Linked DNA regions of Homo sapiens: regions 2 and 3 are each linked to region 1. A link is a loop called in an ENCODE intact Hi-C map of the cell type or tissue named here. Cell type or tissue: Calu3. All regions are shown on one strand.

Region 1 (5,000 bases):
TTGAATTAGTTTCTATTTTGTGCAATAGTCTTATTACTTTTATCTACAGATTTGGACATAAAAAATAAAATTTTATGAACATATACATAGAAATGTTTTGTGTCTTACATGAAAACAGATCCTTTAATATTCACAGTGATTCACCAGCATGCTCTGAGGATATGGTAAAAGGCAGTGAGATTTTAGCATTCCGATGGGGCTTCTATATTAGGATACTGCATTAGCTCAAACCCATTCCAAAAAAGAAAATTTTATTTTACCTAACATGCATTGCACAAAGATACTGGAGGAATGAGGTAGAATATAAGTCATATTAGCATCGCTAGCAATGAGCAAAAGCAGAACAACAACTATAACATGCAAACATGCAGAGAAGAAGAAAGGAAAAAAATACGGAAGCACCAGAGAAATAGATGCATTTGTTAAAAGAGATTCTCTAAGCATACTAACCTGCTGGTTCTAATGAATTTTCTACTTTGTCGTTAACATCGAAAACACGATCATGAACACCTATAGTTTTCATACAGCTATCTATAACAAAAATAGAGATAACAGCCAAATATGTTAGTGAAGACACCCTTAAACTCCCATTTCTTTCTTTTTTCTTTCTCTCCTTTTTTTCTTTTTTTATGTAGATTGTCTTACAATCAATGGCATGTTCCAAATGCCAATATTGTTCCCATTTGCTCTGCATGTACAACAGTCTAAGAAACAACAAGTTAGCAACTGCTGTGTACTTAAGTAAAAGCATCATGAAGAATGAGAAAAAATATGATGAAAACTAAAATATGAATGTTGATATACAAAACAGATACCACACAAGATTTAACAGTAAAAAAAAGTTTTACCGCCGTGAACCAGACCACACAATAAAGCATGCGCGGTGAAGCCACCCTCTGAAGCTCATTCTAGTGAACTTACTTGTTGGTCTCACAAAGACTTTGAGCTTTAGACAGGACCTTCTTCCATTATCTGGGATTGCAGAGGCTGTGGGTAACACAGAGAGAGAGCAGGAAAGAAAGAAGAGAACAACAACATATTACTCTTCATTTTCACATACAAATGATGAACAATAAATTCTTTCCTGACTTGAACAACAGGAACTTTCTCTAATTCCTCCTCCAAATTAAAACAAACAGTACTTTTCAGGTCTCACTGCTATAGAAAGGCTACTTTCATATCCTGAGTTTCTCTTTTCAATACAATAAAAGAATCATGCAAGAATGTGAGTAATCTGTGAAGAAATACTTTGGATTTTTATTTCAAAGTCTCTTCCATTTAACTTGATCTGTTATCAATTTTCTCTAAATCGAGAGGATAATGTGTGAGCCCTCCAGCTTTCACAGAGCCGCTCCTCCTCTGCTGCAGGAAAAGGGGCCCAACAGAGGCCCAAGGTGAAAGTGCCGGCAAAAACCAATAACAGAGAGTTACAAGGCAGACTTAAACGTGACCTATTTCTGCTGGGGAAAGCAGAGCTTTGTCTGTACTGAAAGCTTGTCTGTCAGTGCTTTTGCAGGTAATTCAATTAGAGGTTTTACTCAGAACTTGGCTCTGCATTCTATATGACTAACCCAAGCCCGGTAACTTCCATCATGCTATTATAAGTACAATATGCTATTGAGAAAGTACTATGTTGCAACGGTACATGTATTTTTTTTTTCAATTTGCCACAGAGAAGGATGGAATTAATAAAGTGGGCTTACCAAAACATGACAGCATGTTTCAAGTTATAAATCACTTGAGGAAGAAACTTTCTTCTCCTTTTCAAGATAATAAGACTGTAAACTTTCCCTATGGTTGAAAGATTATCTCCCCTGTGTACACACAGCAAAATGTCAAAGGAATTTCCAAGGGCAGTAAGGCCCTTAACAACCACATGTATTTACTAATGCATCCTAGAAATGACAAAAATTACAGAAACGAGCGTCGCATACTTTCCTCCCTATGTGTTTGCTTCAAGTGGTTTCTTTGTTCAGAAAAAGCAGATGACATCAATCAAATCACACATGGCTTACAATTAGTTTGGCAATACCCAAAGTGACAAAGAGGGATCGGCATTTGGTGTGTCTTCTCTCTCCTTTATTTTTATTTTTAAATTATTCCTCATGGGGAGCTGAGAACACAAAAATGCTTCTTTTGCAGGTGAGAGGATTCAATATACAAACTTCCAAACAAATTTTACACAGTCTCCTTATGTAATTCTAGATCCAAGTAACCCTCCTGGAGGAGAACTTCTAAATTCACCAACTAAATAATGTCAAGTAGTATAGGGTCCCCAGTGTCCCTATTCAACACCTGTTGAAAACTACTTTAATTTTAAAACAAAAGTGTAGAGAAAAAGTGTTTTTGGTCCTCCCTATCTCCCCTGGTTGCTCTGACAAGCAGTTAAGAAGTGCTAACAGCTGGCTTTGCTGTAGGCTTTCATTAAATCATAGCCAGAAAAACTCCCTCTACTGACATTTACAGTAACTAGTGTGTTATTTAGGGCACAATATTTGCACTCTGCGGTTTGATCCAGGAAATGGTGTCCTTCCTGTGGACCTCAACTGCAAATGTGCATGTCACAAATACAGTACACATAGGTGACTCCAATTCATTAGGAAAACCACGGGTTCCTGAGGGAGTATATGTCTTATTCATGAGAGTTAGTGTGAAAAAAGTGACACATGGATGTTCACACTGCTGTTCAATGAATTTCTGAGCTGAGATGAACTCACTTCAAGCCTTGTGAACTTGATTTGCTACATGCACATAACTGACTTTACAGATGATACTGCTAGATAAACAGGCTGAAGACAGAATCAAATGCTTAATTGGTTTAGCGAGGAGCTTCTTGGATTTAGTACAGGTCTTTCAGATTTTTCTTTAGGAGAAATAAATCCAGGACATGAAAATTATTGTAGGGCACATGGCAATAACTAAACAGCAAACGATACGCCTCCAGGAAAAAACTGGAGAGTTCTCTCCATGAGCTCTCAAGGAGGGACACAGTCTTAGCTACTGGATGTGCTCCATACTTCTGTGAATTAAAAATATGAAATACATTTGTATTTAAATGACACATAAAATAAAAACCTCTCTTCCCTAACAACCTGCCCCACTACTTCCTCATTTTCTGTCACCAGGAAATGTGACTGATGCCTTGTGATACTGTGACTATTATACTCTAATCCTTAGAAAAATTTGTGAACAAAGAATATTAGCACACAATGTGATATGTGAGTACACAACACAGATTGCATGCCATGGATTCACTCGATCATCACTGCATCACTGGCCTGAGCTCAAGGAGTAAACTCCTAACCCTTACAGCCAACCTGAGAAGTGTGCCTTACTAGGTCAGTATAACTTGGGTTTCTTATTTAACACCTTGAAAAACAAACAAACAAAAAAATCCAAAAAGATGAAAACGTTTTCCATGTAGTAGCAAAACTCCATTTTTTAAATGTAACGTTTAATAAAGTTAAAGTGTGGCTTTCCTCTATGTTATGCTCAAGGTTCTGTCACCCCACACTTCTTGGCTGACAAATGTAGGATGCCTTTATACCAACTAAAAAATACAGATAATTAATTATTAGTACTATTTGAAGACATAAGGTAATATAAAAGTGCATTACTAATCACAAGTAAACAAAAGGCAGAGGACTGAGCACTAAAAACAAAACATAACAGAGGAATTGAAACATGTAACATTCCCACTAATAAACTTATAAAGAAAATCTCAGGATCAATTTATGAGCAATAGATAGAGCTGAGGATGGAAATGAGGGAGTAAAATCTTAAAACATGCCTCGTTTTTGTCAGGAGGTAGGTAGTATTAATCCTTATGGCTCTAGAGATACATCACTTTGTCATGGCCAACTTTATCTTAGTTAAAAGTAAATATGTAAGTATTTTATACATAAATTATATACATAAATATATATAAATTTATATACATAAATTATATTCACTATATATAACTTCTTGTGCTGCTTTCCTTAGAAAATGAATAGTCGATGTTGAAAGTTGATAACGAATAATTATAAAAATCCATTACATATTACTGCAGCTTCATCTATCATTTCAAATGCTTTTAAAATGCCTACTATGGGTTGGGTGCAGTGGCTCATGCCTGCAATCCCAACACTGTGGGAGGCCAAGCCGGATGGATCACTTAAGGCCAGGAGTTCGAGACCAGCCTGGCCAACTTGGCAAAACCCTGTCTCTACGAAAAATGCAAAAATTAGCTGGGCATGGTGGCACACACTTGTAATCCCAGCTACTCGGGAGGCTAATGCATGAGAATTGCTTGAGCCCAGGAGGCAGAGGTTGCAGTGAGCCGAGACTGAGCTACTGTACTCCAGCTTAGCAACAGAGCTAGACTCTGTATCAAAAATAAATAAATAAAATAAAATGCCTACTATGCATCAGCTTCTTTATTAGGTGCTGTGCATGCGAAGATATATAAGATTTCAAACTGTCCCTGCCCTTGTGTTGTGGTTCTTCAAGCTGGGACATAAATATGAACCACAGTTTAGCGTACCTGGAGGGATCCATGTGACAACTGAGGTTTACATGAAGAGCCAGCACAGCTCTGGGCAGGGAGCAAGAGTGTGTCCCAGACATGTTTATCAGAGGCTTCACAGGTCCTCCAGAAGCTAACCAGCAGCAACTGGGACAGAAGACATTTTATCCCTAAATTTCCAAACCAGAGCTTTGGCAACCAAAAAGAGGCAGTGACTTGCAAACAGGTGAAAAAAAAATCTAGATCTGAAATCTTCCTCTAAAGACACATGGATTTTCTAATAGAATTTTTCAACTAAAATGAGAAATGTCTTAAAACAGTTGTCACATCATCCAAATTCACACCCATTTACTCAGTTTACTGCTTAAAGTGTAAGTTGGAGTCAGGAAGTTGGGAGTAGGGATATGGGGACAATTAAAACAAGCACAATGTCCCATTCCATTATCTTAATAGCAACTTTATAAATCAATCCATAGAGTCCCTTCCCCTGAAT
Region 2 (5,000 bases), 100 kb before region 1:
CTAGCTACTTCCCACCAGCACTGAGCCTATCTCCTGCCAGTTTCAAAGCAAGGGGAACAGAAGTGCTTTCCACAGAGTAAAATATGCACACAGACTCCCAACACCCACCAAAGAAGGAAACACTAATTTCTGCAAGGTAAATACTTCTGTTACTGGTCAATTTTCTAGGTTTTTTTAAAAACAAAAACTGCCTTATATTCCCAGAGGTCTTTGAGTTCTGAAAGCAGCTTTGCATTAGCAATCCCATTTGATCCTCAAAATAATGTCATGCCATAGGTAAGGCAGGAGCTTTTATCACTATTTTAAAGGTGAGGAAAAATTATCCATAGGATTAGGTGGCCTGCCAGGAGGTCATACGAGGGAAGAAAAGCTGGCACTAGGCACAGAACCAGGCCCTCTGACTCCTGACATGGCACTCTTTGAACGTCATATCATGCCTCTTACCCCCAAATGGATGACGATCCTTTTGACCGTGGGTTGTGGTTTTGGCAGTTGCGCCCACCTTTGCTGTCTCAGATGCTTGCTATTCAAAATGACCACAGAAGGCTAAATCCAAAGGTGGCGATTGATAAAGAAACTGCTGAGACATCTCTCTCCTTCTAGGTTACCTCCAGTGAAGTCAAAAGTAATGTCAGACAGTGCTCAGATATCCAGTCCTTTCAAGATGTAATAATAAGCCACCTGTAAAACAAACAACTTGATGACAGTTTTCAGAGACAACAATTTCATTCTACATTACATCCTTTTTTTTTTTTTTTTTTGAGACAGAGTCTCACTCTGTTGCCCAGGCTGGAGTGCAGTGGTGCCTTCTAGGCTCACTGCAACCTCTGCCTGCTGGGTTCAAGGGATTCTCCTGCCTCAGCCTCCCCAGTAGCTGAGATTACAGGCACCTGCCACCATGCCTGGCTAATTTTTGTATTTTTAGTAAAGACAGGGTTTCACCATGTTGGCCAGGGTGGTCTCAAACTCCTGATCTCAAGAGATCTGCCCTCCTCAGGCTCCCACAGTACTGGGATTACAGGCGTGAGCCACCACTCCCGGCCTCTACATTACATTTTCTAAACTTTTTATCCACCACGTAGCTATTCTGAAGATGGTCTTAATTTCCAATGTTTATTTTACGAAAACTTAAGCTTGCTTACCCCATCTCTTTTCATACCAAAACATTTCTATAAAACTCAAGAAATCCATAACTCAGCATAATTAGTACATGGCATTCTCCCTGTTCTTTCTAAAATAACTGTCTGTACATGATAGAAGCATAAAATATTTTGGTTGTATTTTTTCAGTTCCTAGGAAAAGAATTTACAATTATAAATGGTTAACAGAAATTAATTGTATTTGGCTTGTATTTAAATCAAGCTGTTTATGCATACTCGTTATGCACCAGCACAGCTCCTTGCTTATATAGGCGTTCAATAAATATTTGTTAAATGATTGATGGAATGAATGATGCAATGCCCTGTGAGAACACAATGTCTTTGTCCTGCTGTATGAGTTTCGGTAGAAAATTAAAGTAGAGAATTACAAAGAATGGAAAGCTAGGCCTTTGAAGACAAAGATTCTAGTCATTAATACTAAATAACTAAATGACTTAGGACAAACTACTTGATTCACCAGGCCTTTAGGTTTCTTAACAACAGAATAAGAATATGGATAAGAATTGAGATGGTCTCTAAAGTGACCTTCAGCCACAAGTATTTTGTAATTCTAGATTGAAAAATATCAGCCAGAGAAAAATACCACTCTCACCAGAAAATAAGTATGAATGAAGGGTGATCCCAGACCAAGGTCTAGCTTTTTAAGTTTAAATGTGCCTGGGGGGTTTTAAGAATCTTAAAGAGTCTAACTGAAGACAATGAGACTTCCCAGAGTCTAACAGAGATTGCTTTTAGCACATTATCGTCTATTACAAGCCCTATAAAGGGACTGTAGTAGAAGGAGTTCAAAGTAGGCTCTGAGGAAAAAGGAACGGCACTGAGGAAAGCTAAAGTTTCTTCTCCTATTATTTTTTCTTTAACAAAGCAGATGAGGGAAAGAAAATACCTGTCATGAACTGTTCCGAAGTCCCCAAATTTGAAGAATGACTATTAAAAGTCTCTTGGAGCACAAAAGGAAAGAAACCTAGAGGAAATAGAATTTATGGAAAGAGAACCCGGAACAAAACTCCTAATTTCTGAAGAAATTGGCAGCTCAGACAAGAGTTTCAACCAGACACCAAAAAGGGGTCGATCTGGGATCCAAACAGGAAAGGACCGTGCTCTGCCAATGGCTACAAAGTAGCTGAAGAAAGTACCTCAGCCTCTGAGGAGAGAATAGGAACCACGTGAACAGATTGCTGAAAGGTTAGGAAGGGCTCAGAAGAGTAAGCAGTGACCACCTCAGAGCAACGAAACCTACAGTCAGCACCAGGTGAGGCTTCATCTGCCTCAGTCGATGATCCTGACACTCCAGAAGTTTCTCCTACTATCACACTTGAAATAACTAGGCAACTGTGTGTGTGTGAGAATTCTGTCGGCAGTGCTGCAGCAGGAGAATACGAAGCAGGGAAGACTGTGACTCCGAACTAAGACCTTCAAAGGAGAAATTATCTTTCTTCCCCTTCCTCCCACCACAACCCTTCTCCTTCCTTTGTTTCCTCGGGGATAGCAGAGCAAATTCCACCTAATATAACCTAACGTTTAGGCTAAAGACCTCTCAGGCCTGCCAGCAAATCCCTCAGCTCTGCCTCTGGATGGGGGTATCACATCGACCAATAAAGTTGCCCATAAAGAAAAGCATAGACCCAACCAGAACACTGACTATGCACCCATTATATGTAAAGCCAGGTTTTTTAGAAAATAAAAAGGTAGGCAAGGCATTGTAGCTGCTATAAGAGGTTTCAAATCCAGTGGAGGAGATAAAATATTGAATAAGCAAGACGAAGTAAACAATGTGCCAAATGTGAAGCTGAAACAAAAACCTAGTGCAGGAAGAGTCAAGATCCCTTCCTGTGTGGCTGATAGGGTTGGTTCACAAGAAAAAGCATCAGAGACAAACATGGAAGGACCATCTGTTTCTCTCCATCCTCTTCTACCACCCTCTTCTATGCTATACTCTTCTCTTCTCTTCTCTTCTCTTTTTCTCTTCTCTTGCCTAGAATACTAAAAATGCCCCACATTTATTTCTACCTCCTCTTACCAATTCTCTAATCAGAGGCAGAGTGACTTTTAAAAAGCAAACCTCATGCCACTCCACTGTTTTCAAATCCTTTCATTGTACTTAGAATACAATTTAAGGTTAAAGGTTTCACCTAATTTGGCCTCTCTCTACATCTGTAGCCTCATCTTAAGCCTCCCTTTCCCACTGTAGTCTCTCTCAACCTTGGTGGTCTTCATTCATTTCTTTCCATATACTTGTTTGAGGCATTTACATTGGCTATTTCCTCTGCCCTGAATGCTTCTCTCTCCCCTCCCCTTTGCTTAATTAATTCTTGCACTATCCCTCATCCAAACCCATATCCCTGTCCCGACATGCTGACATATCCCTCTCCCCTGTTCCCACTAGGTTAGTATATCTGTTGTCTGTTCCTGTGGCCCCCTGTGCTTCTCTTTCATAGCACTTATAATGGTTGATAAGTGTGTTACTTGTGGAATTCTTCAATGACAGTTGACACTCCCATATATAAGCTCCAGGCAGAGACCGTGTCTATATTCTCACCTTTGCACAACATCTAGCTCAGAGCCACAAAAAGTAGGCACTCATTAGCTACTTCTTCAATGAATAATGAATATTACAGATCAATCATCAGCTCTGTTTCAAAAGAGGGAACTGAGGCTCAGAAAGGCAAACAGACTTACTCAAAACCCCAGGTTGCTGAACCAGAAAAAATAGTCTTGTCTCCAGACTTTTAATCCCATAGTTCTCATCCAGTTCTACCACATGGCCCGAAAGCTTGTTCATGGGCCAAGTCACAGGTTCTAACTCTATTGCTGGGACAAAAGATAATTGAGAGGAGAGACAAAAGGAATTATTCATTGGGTCATATGAGCAGTTGAACATAAGTGAGAAATTGAGAAATGAAAGACTGAAACTCAAACGAAAAGTTGATGAGTGGGTGGTGTGGTTAAGGTATTGACACACAGTTGAGAGATTGATCTGGTTGACTGATCTGAGATGTACACACATACAGCACAGGAGATGAGACTCCACAAAGACAGCACATATACCTCGCCAGAACCTAATTAAGAGAAAAGAATTCAGTGGAACAAGTGAGTGTTCTGGAAAGTACAACAGGATCAAGTTTTGTTCAACTGATTTTGGATTATAAATTCCTCCTGGGGGTTGGAGGGTTGGGGGTGGGGGTAAAGGCAGAAAATAGGCAATCTATTGATGTTTTAATATTTGAGGAATTGTACTTATTAAGCAATATGTATACTATTGAGTCTAAAAATGCCAAGTTCAAAAAAAATAATAATGGAAGTATTGGAAGCCAAAGAAATGGTCTGATGAAGTGATGGGGGTTAGACATGAGAGTGGGGCTCCATGCTGGAACCACACCCTTCTGTTCAGCCAGATCACATCTTGGCCATGATCCTCCCTTTCAACCAGTGCCAGTCACAAGGAGGAGGTGTGAATCCAGGCCCAAGGCTGAAGCACAAGGTTGATGAGCCGCAAAGGGGAGGGCCGCCTCAGCCTAAGCAGGGAAGGCAAGGGCTCTTTTATATTTCCTCTGAAAGCAGCATAATGTTTTAACTCAAATGTGGAGGGCTATTAGTTTCCCAATCACCCCCCCGCAAAAAAAGGTCTCAAGTGTGGGATTCCACAAAACAGAGCTGCTTTTGAACTCCCCCGCCCTCAACATCTGCAGCCATTTTCGTCCTCCGAGCATTGCCAATTTCTGCTTTCAGGACTGATATCTCCACACACACACATGGGTTCTGGCAGCCTCTGTTCAATAGGCTGCAGGAAGCCGAGTCAGCAAGGAAAAGGGCAAGGGATTCTCTGCACATGGCTCTAAC
Region 3 (5,000 bases), 170 kb after region 1:
TGCAAATTCCTACACCCTGCACATCTTTGGAGGGACATTTACTACTACGTTCTGCAACAGCAGCTTCTGCCAGCTGGGAGGGAGAGAGGTTACCATGCTGTCTGCCTGGCAGCTGTGCATTTCTCTAGCTGGGCTCTGAACAACTCAGAAACATTCAACTCGATCTGGAGCTGTGCCTCAGCAATTCTCGGTAACCTGGGCATTCTCACGGGTTCCCCACCTCTTGCTCTATGCAGGACACTTTGTCTAACATATCCTGCAGAGACAGATGTAGAGAGTTGAGCAGCTTTAAAAATAATGAGTCTTGGCAAACTCTTGGCTTATTAGCCCACACACCAGTTCACATATGACTGGAATCCTCAAATCAGATTACCTGACAGGCAATTTCATTATCTTGCTCTGGTACACCTTCAGAACCCTGAGATAGCCAGATACACATCACCCATTAATCTATTTGGTCAGCCAACATGCAGCTTTGTAATCCTGTTCGTGCAGCTACCCATGTTCAACCATTTTTTAGTGCTTTTGTGTCCACTGTTATATGCCATTTTGTGTACAGGAGAAGAGGAATGGAGATTTTATTTGTGTTACATATTTAATTTCATCATTATTTTATTCTACAATAATTGAGGCTGAAGTCATCAATGTAAAGAGATTTTTATCCCATTACTTCTCATCTAGTCATCTGAAACTGAATGTTAAACATTCTGCCATGTAGAGTAAGCACTGACCACAACATGGGTTTAATTAACCTGTGACAGAAGAAAGGAATGCAAAGAATGGATAATAGCTTAAAGTTAGATGTAAGATATACACATTCTTCTATAATCGTAGTGTATATAGCTAATCTGATTTTGCTACAACTGTTCATTAAATCTCAAGCCAAAAATAATGGAAAGAAACTTCTTTATTAAGTAGCAACTTGCTGCAAATCTCCATTTCAAGAATATAGTAAAAATAGCATTCTTTCTACTTCTTTCTCATCTTTCACCCAGAAGGCTGAAAAAGCAGGATGAGCTTCCCTTAGGGTGCAGAGTAAAACATCCTGGTCCTTTCAAAGCATCTCTATCCAACTCACCAGCTCATACTCCTCCTATAAAGATCAGGCATTCCATGCAAATTGCACGACACAGTCTACGCTGCTGGACACATTCATGATTTCCCTTCTTCACACCTTGTGCCCCTCCAAAATATACCCATTCTGAGCCCTTATACTACTTACCGTCTATTTGGTCAGTAAGTCAACCCCATTGCCTCTCTTTGGCACAAAAGTATCCTAAACTGCCTTTGTGGATAAACATGCTATCCCCATCAAGGCTGTCCAGACCTGGCACTCACAGTTTCCTATCCACCTTAGTCTCTCCCACATCAACTAGTAACCAGGAGAACTACATTTAATCCACACTTCCTATGTGCCAGGCACCATGTGAGCTGTTATATGTACACATTCTTACTTAATCTGCACAAGAGTCCTATTAGAGTTTACAACCACCACCAAAAACCTGCACAAGTTATTTGGCAACAAACTGCAAAGTAAAACTCAAATTTTCTATGCTTCAAGCTGGAACTCTGTTCTCCTACCCATCATAGTCTTCTTAATAAATAAATATCTCAGCCTGGTGTGGTGGCTCATGCCTGTGATCCCAGCACTTTGGGAGGTTGAGGCGGGTGGATCACTTGAGGTCAGGAGTTTGAGACCAGCCTGGACAACATGATGAAACCCCGTTTCTAGTAAAAATACAAAAATTAGCTGGGCATGGTAGCGGGTACCTGTAATCCCAGCTACTCAGGAGGCTGGCACGGGAGAATCGCTTCAACCGGGGAGGCGGGGGTTGCAGTGAGTCGAGATCGCAGCATTGCACTCCAGCCTGGGTGACAGGAGCAAAATTCCATCTCAAAATAAAAATAAATAAATAAATAAATAAATAAATAAATAAATAAAATAAAATAAATAACTATCTCAAATCCAGTGGTCTGCAGCAAGAGGAAGTCACCTGAACAAATGCCCTCATAAAGCCAATTCATTACTCCATTTCACATTCCACTAATGAAAAGCCACAGGAAGACTTTTTTTTTAATCTAAATTTTGATCTCATTCAGGTCCCTCCAGCACATCTTACCTGCCCTAAATGACCCGGTATGTGGCAGACTAGTCATACCAAAGTTGGAATACTTAGGAAGAAATTAAACGGCTGTTTGGGCCCAAACCTTAAGGCTCCTGTTCCAAATCCCTCTCCTAAAACCACCTACATCTCCCTCATTTCTCACAGCATGTCTATCATTATATGTCCCTTTTGAACTGTAAGCTACACAGGGCACAGATCGTATCTGTGGCTGTAAACATATTTGCCTTGGTCCCCAGCACAATGCCTGGTACGTGGGAGGTGCTTAGCAAACATTTGTTAAATGAGAAGGGGCGAGAGAGGGAAGCCTGGAGGTCAGGTGGCAGGCATCCTAGCTTGAGTTTCAGCCAGGTACGTGGGAGGTGCTTAGCAAACATTTGTTAAATGAGAAGGGGCGAGAGAGGGAAGCCTGGAGGTCAGGTGGCAGGCATCCTAGCTTGAGTTTCAGCCACACGCTGCCTCAGGAACCACGCAGCCCACTGGCAGAGTTGAGGGTTGACAGGAATTCCGAGACTGCGGTGCCTGGGGCAATGTGGTAAAAGCTATTTTTGTTTCCTCATGTCTAAACAATGACATTTGTCAATGGACATATACAGAAGTGAATTCAATCCTGGTTAGTGTGACATTCTTCTACACGCTGCCGGCTCTTATCTGTGTGTGTACTATAGTTCTCCTCTGTACAAAGGGGATTTAAAAAGAGGCTCTAATATCAGAGATTTTGCTCAATAACTAAAATTATAAGTGACCTTTTTCAGAGTTCCTTTAGAGACAAAATAGCTTGTATATACAAAGTTTTGTTACCATTACATGTGTTTAGAAGCGTTTTTACCTTTGAATAATCTAAATAGTTGGCCTCTTATAATAATGATGTAAATAATGAAGCAGTCAAGTGGAGCGGTTCACAGCATACATTTACAATCAAAGAGACCTGGGTTCAGACAATTTCTCAAAAATATTATGCAAGATAAAACAAGCACAAAATTGCAATCATATGATAGTATCTACCCCCACGGTATAGGTGGGAGGATTAAGTAATTAAATATAAAAGGTTTAGAATAGTGCCTGGCACATGGTATATATAAATGCTTGCTGTTATTATTTTGCATTTTAAAAAAAGTCTGAGAGGGGGAGGGGCATTAAAATAAACATAAACAAGAAAAAAAATCTGAGCCCCAAAGAGATTACAAGACTTGCCCAAGCTTACACCGAAATATTCGAAGTTAAGCCTAAAACTCAAGTTTTAACCCCCACTCCCGGCAACTGTACTACATAATGCCACACAGATTATACTGTTTTTTTTTTGTTGTTTATTTTTTGTTTTTAAGTAACTCGCTTTTTTTCCTTTGCCTTTTGCATTTTACACTGAACAATAATTTCCTAGCTTTCAGGAAATAGTAATTTTTAAATGCTTACCACCTGATTATATTCATTAAAGATTTCCAAAATAGTCCCTAGTCTAGCAAAGTAGAAATCACACCATTATTATATTATTACAGAGCTGAAGAAAGAGAATATATTTCTCTTCCAAAACTTCTATGAGAGTCAATATAATTCCTATTATACTTTCTCTGCTATTTTATTATCCTTTTCTTTATTAGAGGTTTAGATTTGAAGCCACTCAAGAAAAAGGATAGGAATGGAAAGAGATTTAAATTGCTCTTTGTCCATATTAAGGCCAAAGCTTTAGCAGATAAGGGCAAAGGGAAGGTTAAGACACAATGGTCAAATGCTGTGACCTAATTACGTCTGGACTTACTTATTTTCTTGTCCTTTCATTAATGAGAATCATCTAATTTAGACTCAGTTATCATGTAACAATAAAAGCCATATATGTTTAAACATATAGCTTTGCCTTGATGTAATTACTTTCTAAATGGGAAATATTTATGGAGCAGAATCATCCAGGCTGAATCAAAGGAAAGAGAACAAAAGAAAGTTGGTTTACATGAGGTTTTTGTTGTGTTTTTCTTTTCTTATATATGTTCTGGCACTTTTATGTTTAAGCCAAAAACTGGAGGCAGAAATGAAGAGAATTCTACAGCCAGATGGGCGCTTAGATGACAGAATGGCAAGAAGGGATGTTTGAGATAATCTTATGTTTCAGGGAACTGACACAGTTTCGTAAATCACTGGGATGGTGAATGGCCAGGACTAGGGCCAGATGCCCTGATTCCCTATGCAACTTTCCTTCCCCCTACCCTGGCCCCTCCCATCACCACTGCCTCTCCCACCACTCAGCACCTTTGCAGCCCTGCTGGGTCCCATTGCCTCCAAAACCCTTCTTCATGGTAACTTCTGCTGTCTGGGGCTTTATTTTCTGATCATTCGTTGTGACTCTTCTTCTTAAACCATCATTTGACTCTTTCATATATATCTGTCTAGCGAAAAATATACATGTATATATATTTGCAACCCTCTTAGGATATAGTATAGCAACAGGCCCATAATGAGCACTGAATATTTACTGACAGGATGAGGGAATAAATGAATTGCTCTTGATGTTTGCAGAGAGCACTCCCTAACAGTTCTCTCATAATTTTTCTTCTCCACAATATAATTCATAACGAATGCTAACTTTACATTTTACCAAAGACCCAACTACATCTGTTTATGTTCATTTCACTACATACATGAAGTTTTAAGTCATATGCACAATCAAAAGAATATTTATATTCTCTCTGAAGGAAAATATGGTCTCAAATATAACTGTTTGAAAGTCATTCATCACATCTCTGGAAGAAGTCCTCCTATAGCCATCCTGGTGCTAGGAGTAAAATTGCTGAAAGAAAATAGAAATGTACCCTACTGCAAAGATAAACATTAAAATACACACTGATGCCTCTAGAAGAGCAATTATCCTTTGGGGAGTTTATTTGC

The links. Peaks named below come from ENCODE experiments on the same cell type or tissue, not always from the same donor. Only the 100,000 strongest peaks of a DNase experiment are listed, where the experiment ranks them.
Region 2: it touches region 1 in a loop (8-fold over the local background); 3 of 110 quality-filtered maps call a loop at or near these places.
Region 3: a loop joins it to region 1, with 2.4 times the contacts of the local background. A loop is called at or near these places in 7 of 110 quality-filtered maps.

Annotation. Positions count from the first base shown.
Region 1 is chr5:107,386,785-107,391,784 of GRCh38, forward strand. It overlaps EFNA5 (ephrin A5), which reads right to left. Exons shown (of 5, transcript NM_001962.3): 3 at 922-987; 4 at 451-531. Among named protein-coding and RNA genes, the nearest start is that of EFNA5, 280 kb to the right of the region's middle. In Calu3, no CTCF peak of the experiment used is centred here; DNase peaks (open chromatin) are centred at 1,424 and 2,517.
Region 2 is chr5:107,285,450-107,290,449 of GRCh38, forward strand. No RefSeq gene overlaps it. Among named protein-coding and RNA genes, the nearest start is that of LINC01950, 280 kb to the left of the region's middle. RefSeq lists an enhancer at 1-948. In Calu3, no CTCF peak of the experiment used is centred here; a DNase peak (open chromatin) is centred at 457.
Region 3 is chr5:107,554,851-107,559,850 of GRCh38, forward strand. All of the region lies in intron 1 of EFNA5 (ephrin A5), which reads right to left. LOC124901038 (a long non-coding RNA gene) reads left to right here and starts at 2,085. Exons shown (of 2, transcript XR_007058895.1): 1 at 2,085-2,373; 2 at 2,475-5,000. In Calu3, no CTCF peak of the experiment used is centred here; a DNase peak (open chromatin) is centred at 2,641.